Regions from separate parts of the Mus musculus genome. Here region 2 is linked to region 1. The links are chromatin loops, found by intact Hi-C in ENCODE. Cell type or tissue: left cerebral cortex. All regions are shown on one strand.

What was found. Peaks named below come from ENCODE experiments on the same cell type or tissue, not always from the same donor. Only the 100,000 strongest peaks of a DNase experiment are listed, where the experiment ranks them.
Region 2: a loop joins it to region 1, with 1.8 times the contacts of the local background. A loop is called at or near these places in 5 of 42 quality-filtered maps.

Annotation. Positions count from the first base shown.
Region 1 is chr3:138,818,310-138,826,309 of GRCm38, forward strand. The region is part of intron 1 of Tspan5 (tetraspanin 5); the gene reads left to right. Among named protein-coding and RNA genes, the nearest start is that of Tspan5, 80 kb to the left of the region's middle. In left cerebral cortex, a CTCF peak has its summit at 3,824; a DNase peak (open chromatin) is centred at 3,967; H3K27ac peaks cover 1,211 bases.
Region 2 is chr3:138,884,447-138,892,446 of GRCm38, forward strand. It overlaps Tspan5 (tetraspanin 5), which reads left to right. Exons shown (of 8, transcript NM_019571.5): 3 at 6,289-6,435. Among named protein-coding and RNA genes, the nearest start is that of Tspan5, 150 kb to the left of the region's middle. In left cerebral cortex, a CTCF peak has its summit at 4,608; DNase peaks (open chromatin) are centred at 1,905 and 4,967; H3K27ac peaks cover 591 bases.

The DNA.
Region 1 (8,000 bases):
TGCACATAAACATGTACGCACATAGATACATGACAGGTGTCTCACATACACCTCAAAAAGATGAAAAGAAAAAAAAAGTCATTGGCATGAAGGAAAGGCGTTGCTGAATGACAGAATGCCCTGTTTTCCACCAGCCGTTGGAGTAGACAGCTACCGAGGGTAGCCTCTCAAACAGACTCTTTGCAAATCAACTCCAAGTTCAGCAAAGCTTCCCCGGTGGCATAGACAGGAACTTGCTCTGAGTCTCGGAGACCCTGAATCTCTCAGGGTCATTTTTGTATCTCTTACCCCCTGTGATGGTTAATATTGATGGTCAAAGTGCTAGGATCTGGTGGCACATCTACAAGGAATTTTTTTTTTAAGATTAGGTTTGAGGTGGGGAGAATGACCATAAATGTGGACAGAACTGTTTTATGGGCCAGGGTCCTAGACTGAATCAAAAGAAGAAAAGCAACTGAGCAGCAGTGTCTTCCTGCTCTGTTTCCTGGAGGTGTATGCCCCACGACCAGCTGCCTCACTTCCTCCTACTGCCCTATCATCCTCGCCATGAGGGATGGTGCCCTCTATGAGCCAAAAAAATCCAGGTATTTTTTCACAGCAACAAGAAATGAAGTGAATACACTTCCCTAAGGCTTCTCTTGTGTTTTCCTCTTTTTCCTCTATTCCTACCATTACTGCTTGTCCTTGGTACCTTGTGCCCCTCAGCCGTCTAAGCTCTACTCTGAACATAAAAAGGGCTGATTTCTTCATCCTGATAACCCCCTCAGGACATGGCTGCATAAAACCAGATCCTAGCCTGACTCAGGCCAGGCTCATGCTGTCTCTAGTTCCCTTCTGTGGCCTGGGAGTCTTGGTGCAGGAATGACAAATCAGTACACAGTCTCCTACTGTTTGCCAGGTCCCTGGAGGAGCCAGATCAAAGTCAGATGCTCTGTTGGCCCCTGAGAATAAAGATAGAGAAGTCCAGGGTCAGTAGGCATCCAGCTTAAGTCCACAGTGTCTCCTTCATGACCAGGAGGCCTCCAGTGTGGCACTGTGCAAGTTGGCTTTGGCTGCTGTCAGTGTCCACTGTGGATCCTGATGTTGCCCATGACCCTTTCTCTAGGAATGCTAGTCTGAGCGTAAGGCCATTGTTCTTCTCTGTCTCTCTTTGCTTAAGAAAGGCCTCCGGGCAGTGGTGGCGCACGCCTTTAATCCCAGCACATGGGAGGCAGAGGCAGGTGAATTTCTGAGTTCCAGGCCAGCCTGGTCTACAGAGTTAGTTCCAGGACAGCCAGGGCTACACAGAGAAACCCTGTCTCGAAAACAAACAAACAAACAAACAAACAAAAAACCAAAACAAAAAAAAAAAAAAAAGAAAGAAAGAAAGAAAGGCTAAGCCCCTTTTTTACCCTTAGACTTAGAACTTTTAACTTGATAGGTGTGTTGAGAGGGGTTGTTGCACATCTGGTTCTCAGAGTTCATCTCTGAGAGCAGAAGACTTTTTTTTTTTTTCTCATTTCAAAACCCCACTGTGCCCTGTTCCCCTATCTTATTTCCTTAAAAGCTGTTAAGGCCATAATTTTAGAGATGGCATTCCATTTTTCTTTGCCTGATTTTCTTGGTCAGCCTTTCAGAGTCAGCCAGCCTTTTTTTTTTTTCTTCCCTCTACTCTTCTCCATTTTAGAAAGGGGCCTGGTCCCATCACAATCTACCATCTGTCTCTGATGAGGTGTCCTGAGCTCTAAAAACCCATCTGGACACTTTCCACCGTCCTTAAAGGTACAGGATGCTCCCGGGTCACAGCTTTATCCTGAAGTCTGAGCACTTTGTACGCGCTTCATTTAGTCGTCTTAGAGAGGGACATTGAAATCTGAGGCTCCTTGGATTTTCAGGTTAGGGTTATTCAGTCCATAAAGTCTATGCAAGAATTCTGAAATCAAAAGAATTTCCGAGTTCAAGCTACCACTGCTCTCAACTGCTTCATATGCAACGCTGTGTTGTTAGCCCTGCTTTACAGGTGAGGATGGTGAAGCCCAGAATCTCAGTCTGGTTAGAACCGCCTGGGTACCCTTTTCCTCTGCTCTGAATGCCCAGTGCCCTCTAGTGCACCCAGCTACACTCCTGGTTGACCTGCCTGTCCTCTTGGTGTGAGCCCAGCCCGTTTCTGCATCTCTGTCTCTCTGCCCCAGGCGGTACTTTCCTTCACGCCCTCTCCCTGCCTGTCATCTCTGAACTCCCGAGGTACTCAAGGATATTCTAGAAGCAGACCCATCTGTTGTGACCCAAGAGCCATGCTGTGTTGCTTGGCACAAGTTGGCTAAACTCTTTGGCTCCCTGCAAAACAGGCTTCATAAGGTTCCTAGAGGATTGTATAAAAAAATTCTTTGTAAACAGATCCCCCTCCCCTGCCATTCTCAACACATCAGCTATTATTCAGACTTCTTACTACGTCTTACAGCAGCAGGATGGATATATAGGAAGGTGTTTCTACCAGCATGGATGCTCTGAGAAATGAATAGTTACGTGAGTTCACTGTTCAAACACAGTGCACTTACGTAAACCAAGATGGCCCCATTGCCACTAGACGGTGGGCCCCTCAGACTACTTTTGTATATTTGGCCAGCTGACAGAAAGATTATTATATAATACATGACTCCTCTTTAATATTGTGACTCAGAGGCTGTGAGCACGCCCGGTTTTGTCAGGACATTTTCTTCTAGTTTGTGTGTGTGTGTATGTGTGTGTTTGCTATAAACAATGCTGGTTTGTGTTGTTTAATTGATGGATGACTAGCCACTGTCAGAGGCCACCCACAGTGACCTGAATGGCACTAAGCCCCTTGAGGACCGAGAGTGCCCTTCAAGCTTTTTAGCTTACAAAGTAACTGGATTCTTTATGAAAATTTTATACATAATTAGTTTTGGGTGCCCCTCCTTTCTCCATCCCGTCACTCTTTAGTATCACATGTTCTATTTTCCTCTTCCACCCTTTCCCTCATAGCCTCCTTCCCTCTCTCCTGGACCCCTTTAGAAAGGGGCCTCCATCTCTACTCATTCACAGACACACACAGACACACACAGACACACACAGACACACACACACACACACACATACACACACACACACACACACACACGCACGCTCACACGCACACGTGCACACTCATATGAAGCTAGAATTTGCATATGGGAACATGTTTTTGTCTTTCTGAGCCTGGGTTACAGTATTTAATATAGTAATTTCCAGTTCCATCTATTTTCTCTTTCACATCCACAATTTCTTCTTCCCGGTGATTGCATAAATTCCATTGTTTCTACGCTCCATGTTGTCATTTTCCACTCTTCAGTGGATGGACACCCGGGCAGTGGTGGCTCCTCTTCATTCTCCTGCACCCTCATGGCCCTAGCCAGTGATGGAGACTCAGCTGGTTCTCCTTGTTGGAACTTTGGTCTGGGAGTGAAGAGACTCAGAGGACAGATTTCTGCTATACATAAATCATTTGCCAGTCACTCATTTTTCAAGGGCTTGTCACTGTCAGGGAGCTCCTGGGGATAACACTGTTTCTGCCCCAGCCAGGAGCCCACAGGTTCCCTGCACTTGGTACCAGCTGCACACAGCTGTCTCTACAGCAGCCCTCTGCAGAGTTTGGCCTCTGCTGGAAGCCAAGGCATGCTTATTGGTCTTCAGGGAATATATTCCTCAGGCTTGCGTCTGCCATCCAGTGTGCTCTGTGCCTGACAGAGGTCATACCTCCCTCCGGTCCCTGATACCACAGCTTCTTAGTCTGAGCTGCCCTGCCCCTGCTGGCCTGGTAGTAACAGAATCCTAGGCTTTGAGAGGAAGGTGCAGTGCACACATGCTGCCTGTCTGCCTCCCAGCAGCTGGGCTTCCCCTGTAAAAGCCTCTAACATCCTCAGCTCCCAGGAGGAAACAAGCCTGCTGCTTGTGACACCAGAGCACCAATTTGTCACCCTCTTCACTGGCTCTGGCCCTCACCTCCTCCTCTCCTCTATGGCATCTTTCTTTCCAGGGCCTGCTGCAGCTGGGCTCCAGCCCGACACTGAAGCCCCACGTGGCTGTAGCCTCTGCTGTGGTCTGTCCATGGGGTTGTGGCTACTGCCTTATTCCTAAGCCAAGGTCTGTCCGTTGAGCATGTCGTTCTCCTGGGAAGCTTGCTTGGGCTGATCCTCGCCCCTCCTTTACCACTGTGCCCAGCCACTTGAGAAACATGCAGGGCCCACTCAGCACAGAATGCAGTTAGTACCTGTAGCTCTCGCTCCGCTGCAGTTCTGTGAGCCGCCTGCCTCCGCTGACCCTAGAAAGAGTTCCGCATTGCAAGTGTAGATTTCAGGAACCAGAGTGTGGCTGATGCTTCTCTTAATTTTTTTTTTTTAATTACATTTAGCATGTATGGCAAGGTTGTAAAGGTCAGAGGACAACTTGCATGAGAGCATGTCCCCTGTTATCATATATGGGTACTGGTCAGGCTGTCAGTGAGTGTTTTTGTCTTTCCATCCCCCACCCTCCAGCCAGCTCCCTGAACCGTGAGGCTTTCTCTCCATTTCCCCAGAGCAGACCCCAGCCCCCCCACTCTCCATCTTTTCCTTTGACCCAGGCCCTGCCCTGTCTTTCTCACTGAAACCTAAGTGCTTTTCTGGGTTTCCCTTCGGCCACTGAAGCCCACTTGCTTTCTCTCCAGGACTCTGTGTTCAGTCGTATAGTGGGTTTCTGGAAAGCCTTGGAGGTGGGGCTCATGGTCTGGTGAGTATTTGGGGCCAGGACTGCTGTGTGACTACATTACTTTCTGTCTGCAAGGGACACACACGGGTGCCCTGGGCCACCCAAGAGGGAGTATGAGCATGAGGTCTCCTCTGAGAGATCTCGGGGTTTTCTTAACTGGGACCTGTTGCGAGTGTCATTTTTCATATGCTGGGGGATCATGGCTGCATGTGACAAAAGGCACAGTCGACAGACTTCAGAGAGGCCAGCAGAATTTCTACATGACAGTTCGCTCAACAAATTTCCTTCTAGAGGATTAAGTGAGTTTAAGAGCTCTGTGTAGAGCCGGATGTGGTGACGCACGCCTTTAATCCCAGCACTCGGGAGGCAGAGGCAGGTGGATTTCTGAGTTTGAGGCCAGCCTGGTCTATAAAGTGAGCTCCAGGACAGCCAAGGCTATACAGAGAAACCCTGTCTCAAAAAAACCAAAAAAAAAAAAAAAAAAAAGCTCTATGTAGGTTTTTCCAGGTAGCAAACATGTGTTCATAGGGTCTCACCATGTTGTCCAGACCAACCTTGAATTCACCATCCTCCTGCCTCAGCCTCCTGTGTCATCACATCTAGCCTCAAATTTTCATAGACACCCTCCCCTGCAAAGGGGACTGAAAGGTTGTTCAAAAGTTTGTGTATAAAATTCCGACAGCAGGAGAGCTGAGAGGCTGGGGGCCGCGCTAAGCAGTGATCAGCTAAGTATGGTTTCAAGAGTCTCGCTAAAACACTCAACGGTTACACGAAGCATGCGAGTGTATTTTACATTTCAGCTGACATGTGGGAATTGGATGCGACTGTGATTTTAATAAAATAAATTTCATCATGCAGGGAGAAGAACCAGCCTATCTCTGAAAGGAAAGTGCCGTCTATCTCCTCATACCAAAGGTTCCCTTGCTCAACAACTGTCACAGATGCTATGACAAGCTGTATTGTGCAGGGTGTGGGGTTCGTGAGACGCAGCTTTGTGAGGTGGCAGGTATTGAGCTGTGATTTATGTCCCATGAAAATCCATCAGCCATTGTCCCACTTCCAGGGCCGCCGACACTTAGGGTAGTAGCATTGCCTCTGTCCAGGGCGAGGCCAGAAAGGCTTCATTCAGCATGGAGGTGCGGTGGTCGGTCGGGGGCAAACATAGCCCATTTCTTTTCTCAGGGAAGGTGGGAGGATGAAGGTCTGGGGCTTTTGAGAGAAACTTTTTTTGTTGTATTTAGTGTGGTGACAGTACAAATGAAAGAGCCTTACAGTTTTAAGGCACCATTAATTTTAATGTGGGGATCTGAGCAAGTGACAACATGAAGCTAGATGCCTCATTAATAAATGTGTGCGAGGTATTTACCCTCGTTAAGGTTTTGAGAATGGGGATGAATGGCAGACAGGGTCAGGAATGGGAAGCAGGAATTGGTTCTAAGACGCGAGGACCCAGGGAGGTCGACCCAGCTCTGTTAGCTTCTGATCTCACTTCGTTCTGTTGAAGCTCTTCATTAGTCTCAAGTGAACTGGCAGAATATTAATATGTACATATTAATAGGCTGAAGAACAATGATCAAAGCGGCCCTGTTTATATCTCATAGTAGTCGGTGGGCATTGCTATTGTTTATGTGATCCTTGGAAATAATAGCTTTTGTTCTTCCTAAAGACTGTCTTCGGGATGACAATTTGACAGAGACGATAGACTTTGCTTCATAGGCAAGCACTAAGTTGTACCCTTGAACGCAGAGTGGCTGTGATTATCTGTGCAAGCTGTCAACAACATTGGGGCTACTGACTCTACCCCTCCCTCAGGATTTATGGGGTTTTCTTCAGTGGTGTACCTATGCACTAGTAAACAGTCCTAATGAAACTTGTGGGGGTCGATCTCTCTCTCTCTCTCTCTCTCTCTCTCTCTCTCTCTCTCTCACACACACACACACACACACACACACACACACTCACTCTCACTCTAGTTTGTCCTATTTCACCGATTGTCCCTTCGTTCATTAGGGCCTAGGCTTCAGTTTCTAAGTACTTCCCCCTTTCTGTGCATCACTTCTTCAACCTAGGTGTCCTTGAAAGGATGAGATCTTGCTGGGCAGTGATGGCACATGCTTTTAACCCCAGTACAGGAGGCAGAGCAACCAGGGCTCCACAGTAAAACCTTATCTTGACCCCCACCCCCCTTGTCTCTGTGGCTGGAGACAAGGGACTGTGATTAAGAGCATTTGCTGCTCTTCCAGGGATCCAAGATCAGAACACCGTGTTAGATTAGATGGCTCATAACTGCTTCTAACTCTGTCTCCACTGGACTGATACCTTCTTCACGCCTTTGTTGGCACCTGCACACACAAAGCACACCCATACAAGCATACACACAAACGAGACCAGAATGCTTTTAATAGACAGAAGGCGGCACAGCTAGCTAACTTCCCTGTTCCCCCGGTGGAGGATAAGAGGCCTTCTGCTGCTGTGTGCTCTTTGTGCCTCTCCAGCCTGATTTTATCCACTCTTCCTCAGTCTCCGAACATTCCCAGCCTGCTGAGCCCAGGGCCTGGTCTAGGCAGAAAGAATCAATGGTGAAGGACATGAGTCCTTGTCCTTCCTGGAGCCACTTTCAGGGGGCTGGACTCATCGTTCCCTGAACTCAAATGCTCTTCTTGCCTTAGCCCGGGGACCTGCCCACACAGAGTCTGTTTGAGTTTTAAGTCAGGACTGGGCAATGGTGTCCTGGCCCTATAGAATTAGTTCTCCATGTTTTGTGCCTGTGCAGCTTACCATTTAGGTCTGCCCTCAGATGAGTCTGTTGTGTGAAGTGTCTGTCTCTAAGGCTGCCTTTTAGTACCCAAGTAATGCCCACTGCTAAATGGTCACTCATAAATGCCTAGCGGCAATGGGAGTGGCTTGAGGTTGCTATCCATCAAGGGTGTCTTGTTTTCTTCTTCTGGTGCTGGGAACACACACCCCAGTACTTTACGCGTTGCTTCTAAGTGACTTACTCCATTCTTAAAAAGAGCCCTGTCATCATACATGCATTTTGACAATTGGACACAGGGAGGTATTTTGATGAAAACAAACAAACAAACAAACAAACAAAACCAAAAAACAAAGCCAGACCCTATTCAGACAGGTTCTAGTTCAGTTTGTTAGTGAGAACTGCCGTTGCGGGTTTACTGGAAACAAACATTGACCAGCCATGTCCTGTGGATACATGCAGATAAGGTCAGGATCAATAGTTGAGACTTGCTTTACAGAAGGTAGCATAGTTCTGTGTCCTC
Region 2 (8,000 bases), 66 kb after region 1:
CAACAATGACAATAATAATAATAAACAACTGAATTATAATTAATAATAATAATAATAATAATAATAATAATAGAAAACAACTCTGAATAAAGTAAAATAAAATAAAGGCCAGGCCCAGATGAGTTCGTTCCGTTCTACCAAGCCTTTAAATAAGCATACTATTCCAAATTATTCCATAACATAGAAGAGGAGGGAATACTGTCATTTCACGAAGTCCCATTACTCAGGTACCAAATCCTCATAAAGGTACAGAAACAAGAAGACAAGAGAGAAAGAAAGGGAGAGAGAAGGAAAGGAAGAAAGACCGTAGACTAATCTCCCTAACGAACGCATTCTCAGTGAAGTCCGTGCAAAGCAAGCGCAAGAACACGTCCAAAAGGCCGTCGTCCACATAATCAAGTTGGCTCCGTTTGAGAGATGCAACGGTGGTTAACCATACATACGTCAGTAAATGTAGTCATCACAGGCATGGCCTCGAGGGTGGAAATCACGTGATCATCACAGTACATACGGATTGGCAAAGCCCCCATCCCTTCATGATAAAAGCTCTCGAGGAGTCCAGAAAGATGGCTCAACCATTTAGAGCATGTACAGCCTTGCAGAAGACAGGTCAGTTCCTAATACCCATATCAGGCTTGCTGCCTCTAACTCCAGTTCTGGAGCAGTCTGACATGAGTGGCCTCTGTGGGCACCTGCAAGCACTTGTGTACACACACACACACACACACACACACACACACACACACACACGATTTAAGGAACTCAGTAGAAGGACCATAGCTCAACAATGAAGGCTGTATGTGAGAAACCTATAGCTAGCATTATCCTAAATGGACAAAAGCTGAATCGTTTCCACTGAAATCAGGAACAAACCAGGAGCGCCTGCCTTCTCCACCCTGCGGTTTGGGAGTGCGCACACACGTGTGCGGTATACATATGCAGAGAACAGAGTTGTACACACGTGTGCAGTATGTGTATGCAGAGAAGAGAGCTTCATTTTCCCTTAGATTTCGAGAGAGGGTACCCAATGAAATGGGCAGCTTATCTTTGTAGTCAATCTGGCCACCAAGCCAAATCTACTTGTTCCCACCACCCCACTCCCATTTTAGAGTTAGAGTCACACAACTCGCTTTTATGTGCATGCCAGAGAGCTCCAGACCCTTCCACTTGCAGAGTGAGCACTTGTTCACTGAGCTATCTCCTCAGACTCCATCCCCGCCCCGACCCCCAACACACACATTTCTCACTCAGTTAAATATAGTACTTAAAAGTCTTAGCTAGAGCAATAAGTTAAGATAAGGAAATACAAACAAGAAATCAGTTTCCTTATTTACAGCTGATCCGATCTATACACGAGAGGCTCTGAAAACTCCAACAGGAAACTCAGAGCCGATGAACACTTCCATCAAAGTAAAAGGATACAAAAAATTCACATACAACATCAACTGCCTTCCTCTATACCATGGCAAACGTACTGAGAGGGTAGACAGAGAAACAGCCTCATTCCCAGCCATCCAAACAAGTACCAAGAATAAATGTAACCACAGCGGTGAAAGACCTCTACCATGAGAACTTTAACACACAAAGAAAGATGGAGAGACCTCCCATGCTCATGGATTGGAAACGTTAATATTGCGAATACGCTACCAGAGGCAATCACCAGAATTCAGTACCTGTCAAAATTCCAACACTATTTTTTTCTCACAGAAATAGAAGAAAAAAAATTAAAGTCATCTGGAAGCACAAAAGATCTCAGATAGACAATAGAATTTTCAGGAAAAAAGAATTTCAGGTTGATTCATAGCCTATTTTAGGGACGACAGGGCGGTAGTAACAAAACAGCATGGTACTGCACAGAAACAGACGTCTATATCAGTCGAACAGAATAGAGGAGCTGGGAGCAGAGTCAAGCAGTTACAGCTGCCAACATTTTTGACAAGATTTTAGTACAATATAGTGGAGAAAAGTCTCTTTTCAACAAATGGTGGAAGATCGAAGCTAGATCCTTATCTTTTGCTGTGCACAAAAAAATCCATTCCAAATGGATCCAAGACCTTAGCATAAGCCCTGAAAACTCGGAAACCATTGGGGAAGAAAACATTTCCAGACATTGGCATGGGGTGGGAGAGGCGGCTTAGTGGGTGAGAGTGCTTGCTGTTCTTCCAAAGGACTGGAGTTTGGTTCCCAGCACACACGTCTGGCAGCTCACATGGAACTCCAGCTCCAAGGGCTTTGAATCCTCTTCTGGCCTCGTCAGGTGCCTGCGTATGTGCATATACACACATGTAAAGTTAAAAAAAAATCTTAAAAAAAAGATATTGACATCCGCCAACACTCAGTAAGGACTCAGAAAGCAATTGACAGATGGGATTTCATGAAATGACCAAACTTCTGCACAGCCAAGGAAACAGCAGAGTGAAGACACGGCAACATGGGAGAGAATCTTTGCCGTCCCATGGAAGACTAAGCTCTAGAATATACAAAGAAATAGAAAATGCTACATGGGGCTGGCACGATGGCTCAGCGGGTAAGAGCATTGACTGCTCTTCCAAAGGCCCTGAGTTCAAATCCCAGCAACCACATGATGGCTCACAACCATTTGTAATGGGATCTGACACCCTCTTCTGGTGTGTCTGAAGACAGCAACAGTGTACTTATCTATAATAATAAATAAATCTTTAATGCCAAATGAACCAAACAATAAATGGGCTGGTGGACAGACAGTTACCAAAAGAGGAAATACAAATGGCCAATAAACATGAAAAATTGTTCAACTGGCCATCAGAGAACTGTAAATAAAAGCTAAATTGAGATCCTATGAGAGACAGAGTAGCAGTCATTGAGACAACAATACCAGACAGTGGTTTGTATGGGAACAAAGGAGAGCTCATATGCCATGCTAGTGGGATATGAACTAATCAGGCCACTGAGACTCAGTGTGGAGTGTCCTCAAAAGACAGAAAAATGAGACTGCCATATGCCTTAGCTGGCTACCTGTCCAATCCACACAGGACAAGGACACTTGCATGGCAGTGTTCACTACGGCACTGTTCTCCATAACCAAGGCATGGAGCCAAGTTCACCAGTATAGAAATGCATAAAGAGAATGCAGTGCGTACACACAATGGATTGCTTTCGTCCATGAAGAATGATGAAATTGTCATTTGCAGGAAATGAGTGATGGCGATCATCCAGTTAGGCAGATGAGTTCAGCCTCAGAATGACGAATTCCAATGTTCTCTCTCTCTTATGGGTATTAGACATTGCATATACATAAAATCATGTGTGTACAGACGATGTGAAAGTGAAGGTCAAACTGTCTAGGGAAACTGAGCGGACTAGAGGGATGGGGAGAGCCAGGAAGAGGACGTTAGCAGGATTGGGAGTCAGAGGTGGAATTCTAGCTCAATGTACATTATGTAGTTATACTTGCCTGATGTAACCAAATACAATTTAAGAATCTAATAGGGCTGGAGATAGCTCAGTGAGTAAGATGCTTGGTGGACAAGCATGCGGGCCTCAGCATTCCACCCTTGTCATTCATGTAAGAAGACAAACATGTGCCTTCTGTTTGTAATCCAGAGCTGGGGAGTTGGAGACAAACAGAACCCTGGGGCCTTTGGCCCAGACATGCCAGGCAAATCATCCAGCCCCAAGCTCCAGGGAGGTAACCTTGTCTCAAAAGATAAATAAAATTAAAAACTAAATGAAGAGGATGGTGCCTGAAGAATAACAAACACCCTCTGGTTTACCTCTGGTGTACACACACACACACACACACACACAGGCACACACACACACACCACTGCTCATATACACATACATAATGCACATATGTACACACAGAGACACTGTAAACACTTAATACATTTAAGACAGCTGAAAAGGAATGACAAATTGCCAATGTTGATGTTATGCTAATTACTTCAATCTGAACACCACACACTGCATGTAGCCACCGACTGAAATTTGACGTTGTACCTCCACAGTACCATGTGCAATTCCAATACATCAATTTAAAATATTTAATTAAAAATTGTGAGGAAAGAGCCGGGCGTGGTGGCGTACGCCTTTAATCCCAGCACTCAGAGGCAGGGGCAGGCGGATTTCTGAGTTCGAGGCCAGCCTGGTCTACAAAGTGAGTTCCAGGACAGCCAGAGCTATACAGAGAAACCCTGTCTCGAAAAACAAAACAAAACAAACAAACAAACAAAAAAATTGTGAGGAAAAATAAACATGTTTTCCTCTCCCCTCCACCTCTTTGTCTTTCATACCAAGCAAATCAATACTTCTCCAATAATGAACTTTTCAGATTGCATCATGTGCACTCAAAGTTTGCTTGGCCACTGACAGAACAAGGTGTGAAGAATTCACACCTGTGGCAAGCCGAGGGGCTGCCATCCTTCCAGCTGAGCCTTGATAACCACTGGCTACATTCTATCTGATTTCTCTGGCAACATTTTTTCTCTGCAGCGTTTATGTAAGTGTAGACTTGTTTGGTGGTTTCTGTGTTTTCTGTTCAGTTTCTCCAACCAGGGTAAATAAATGTCCAAGTTCTAAGCTTAAACACAAAACTGGGCTTAGCCCTGGGTCTGTGCCTGCAGTGCCCTGCAGGGTGCAGCACATCTTGGGGCCCACTCCCCTCCTCCCTGCTTTGAAACTGCCCAGCCTTCCTCTCTGACTTTATTTAAGGCCGCCATCATTTCTACTAAATTAAAATGTTATACTTTAGTGTTGTAGCTTTTTTTTTTTTTTTTGTCAAACACATTTTGTTGTTTTTTAAGTTGACACTCCTAAAAAGAAACAACTCAAAAGCTCTAAAATGCTGTTCCCCAAATGTTTCAACAACTTTCCAATGGATTGAAAGTTAAACCTCCTACACTCTGGTTTGATTGGCACTGCCTGGGAAGCACACTGCGGCAACTGCCTGGCCTGCTTGATCAGGAAGTGCTGAGATAGACATCTGCTCCAGTTCTAAAATAACCCATGACCTTCAGCCCGTCACCAAACTGCTCCAAATTCGATTTTCCTCATCCAAAATCAGATGTGTCAGCCCTGTTCCAGGTCGGTGGCAGTGCTGTGTAAAAAGACATTCACTATCTTTTTTAGATTGGATGGTAAACCATACTTCAATTAAGTGATTTGATTTGAGGTTTCAAATGTAATAAGAAAATCAAATAGTGATGATTCTGGGTGTTTCAGGTTCTCAGTTCCCAGAACACTGTCGCTGGTCTCCAGAGACCAAATCCAAGGGTGTCCTCTGCATTTTAGAGAATCAGTATCATAATTCCTGGCAGGCTTTGACATGTTCTCACACTCCAGAAAGGAGTTCTCTTAAATGGGTATTGCATGTGGAGAAATAAAATCACGTTGGATTCCTTATGTAGTAGAAGAATAAAGGAATTGAAAGTAAGGGAGCGACTTGCTTGTTTTTAATCTCAGCCCCTGAAGTGTGGCGAATGTCTCCACCACTGAGCACGTGAGCAGACCTGTGGGATCCTTGGGACCTGAACCTGACGGGGTTGTCCGGGAGGCTCAAGTGTGGAGTCTGGGAGAGCGCTTTACCTTGGGAGGCCTGTGAGCGCTTGCAGACAAGCCTGCAAAGTTCACTCACAAGCTCCTCGCTCCCCCACCCCACCATATTTCTGGAAACATGCCAAGGGCTTGCTTGCCAGTGGTCCCGGGGGACTTAAAATGACTTCTTTCTGTCCAAGGTAGTGTATTTGTTGTGACATCTACTTTTTACTCAAAACAGTATGTATTTGAGGGCACTGAAACAAAGATACCATCTATAGTTGCTCCACCCAGAGCCTGATAATGGTGTTTTTATTAGTGTTGGTTGGCTATTTTATCATTTTACCAAAAATACAAGCACGGTTGATCCTGCAAAGAAATCTATTTCCCTCCCTCCCTTCCTTCCTCCTTTTCTCCCTCCTTCCTGCTTTCTCCCTCCTCTCCCTCCTTCTCTCTCTCTCTCTCCCCCTTCCTTTCTTTCTCTCTCCCTCCCTTTCTTTCTCCCCCTCCCTCCCTCCCTCCCTGCCTCCCTCCCTCCCTCCCTCCCTCCCTGACTCCATCCTGGTCCTCCAGCCTTTCTCTTCCTACTTCCCCTTTTCCTATTCCTTTTCCCCCCTTTCCCTTCACTTACCTGGTCTCTTGACTACAGTCATCCCAGATTGCCAGCAGATGACTGCTGAATATGGCCAGATAACTCCTGTGGGAGAGAATGGCACTTGCTGGCAGCTTGGCCTGGTGTCCTGAGTTTTGTTTTTTTGTTTTTTCCATCTCCAGGGTGTCCTCTCCAACATCTCGTCCATCACCGACCTCGGTGGCTTTGACCCAGTGTGGCTTTTCCTTGTGGTGGGAGGAGTGATGTTCATTCTGGGGTTTGCAGGGTGCATCGGAGCACTTCGGGAAAACACCTTTCTTCTCAAGTTTGTAAGTATTGCAGACTCTGCTCTCAGCCTGAGATCTAGGCTCTTGTTTTACACCAAGACGACAGTCTTAGCTGCAGCCAGGATAGTAAGCGTGCCAAAGACCTGGGCAAAACATGCAGCCTAGTCCACTTTCATTTCAAGAGCGCTCCTCAGTCCTGCCCGCTCTTCCCTTGCTCTAGACATGCCTCCTAGGCAGTATACATACCACCTAGTCTTGCCATGCATGGAGACTTTGTACATATATGCAACGCATTTGACTTCAATCCCTAAAGTAGTTTTAGGAAGGAATGAGATGTTGGGGGCGGGGCGAGTAGTTTGTTGGATGTTGAATGTGCATGTGTTGGTGTGTTGGTGGTGAATATTGTAAATAGAAAACCTAGGGTAACAAGGCACTAGCCCAGCTTCTATAGCCTGTGCAGCCTGCACAGTTTGAATAAACATGGCGATACAGTAAAGGTGAAAGACCTTCTTAGTTTCACCAGCTGTATTTGTAAGGGGGGGGGGGGACTTTAGCAGGAGGTATGAAATATTCAGAGCTCGTCCTAGAGAATGGGCAATGAAAGCCTTCCCTTAGGGCTCCTTTCCAACAGGACAGCGGCATGGGCCACATATCAGTATCTGAAGTCAGAAGAATGGTCAATGTGAAATGCAAATACAGCTTCCGTGATGGCTGATGTCATCAAATGTAACTTCAGGTTGCTTTCTGTATCTTTGGAAAGAGAGGACTTAGCTCACAGGGGCCCCGAACCTGTCAGTTTCTGCCAGATACTTGGTATGAACTGAGTTTGGCCTCTTTGTGTGTGGAGGCTGGCATTTTAATGATTGCTGTAGGAAAAGTATTCACTCTCCTCTCCAAGAACAGGGAAAGGATCAGAAGGACCCACTGTCCCATGATGGGGGAGGACAGGGGAATTTCTAGAGAACAACTTTGTTGGCTATGCCTCTTATTAGAGCCATTCGCACCAGAGCCCATCCTAGAACAAGTCTGAGCAGCCACACGGTGTGTGATTCTCCGACCCCACCATGTCTTCTAGAATGTTCTCTGGCGTTTTTTCATGAGCATCTCTAAGAAGATACTCCCATGCCCATTCTAGGGTAACCCATTTCCAATTGGCCCAGCTCTGGCTCCCTGAGAGCCTTGGAGGCTGTAATCCTAAATCTTTTCATGTGGCTCACACCTATATGGAAGACTGGGGTGGGGTCATTGCTCTCAGATAGCACCCTTTTCCTGTGCATGGGAGTAGCTAGTTTCCCATGTGTAGAGCTGCCTTGATCTTCCAGATTTGCCCCTTTCTACACAAGCTTGTGTGATCTGTCCCTTCTTCCCTTCTCCCTCTTCGCTGAGTCAAAGACAGATGGAATCCCTCAGAAGGATATTTGTCCTTGATCATGACCTGCCAGTCTTATGAGGCATCTCGAAGTGGGGACTTGGTTCCACTCAGCTTTGCTGTGACCCATTATCTGCCGTGTGACCTAACACTTTGAAACCTCCATGCTTCCAAATACGAGGTCCCTTTAATATAGCTTTCTTGAACATGGTTTTACTTATTATAGTAATGCCCTTCC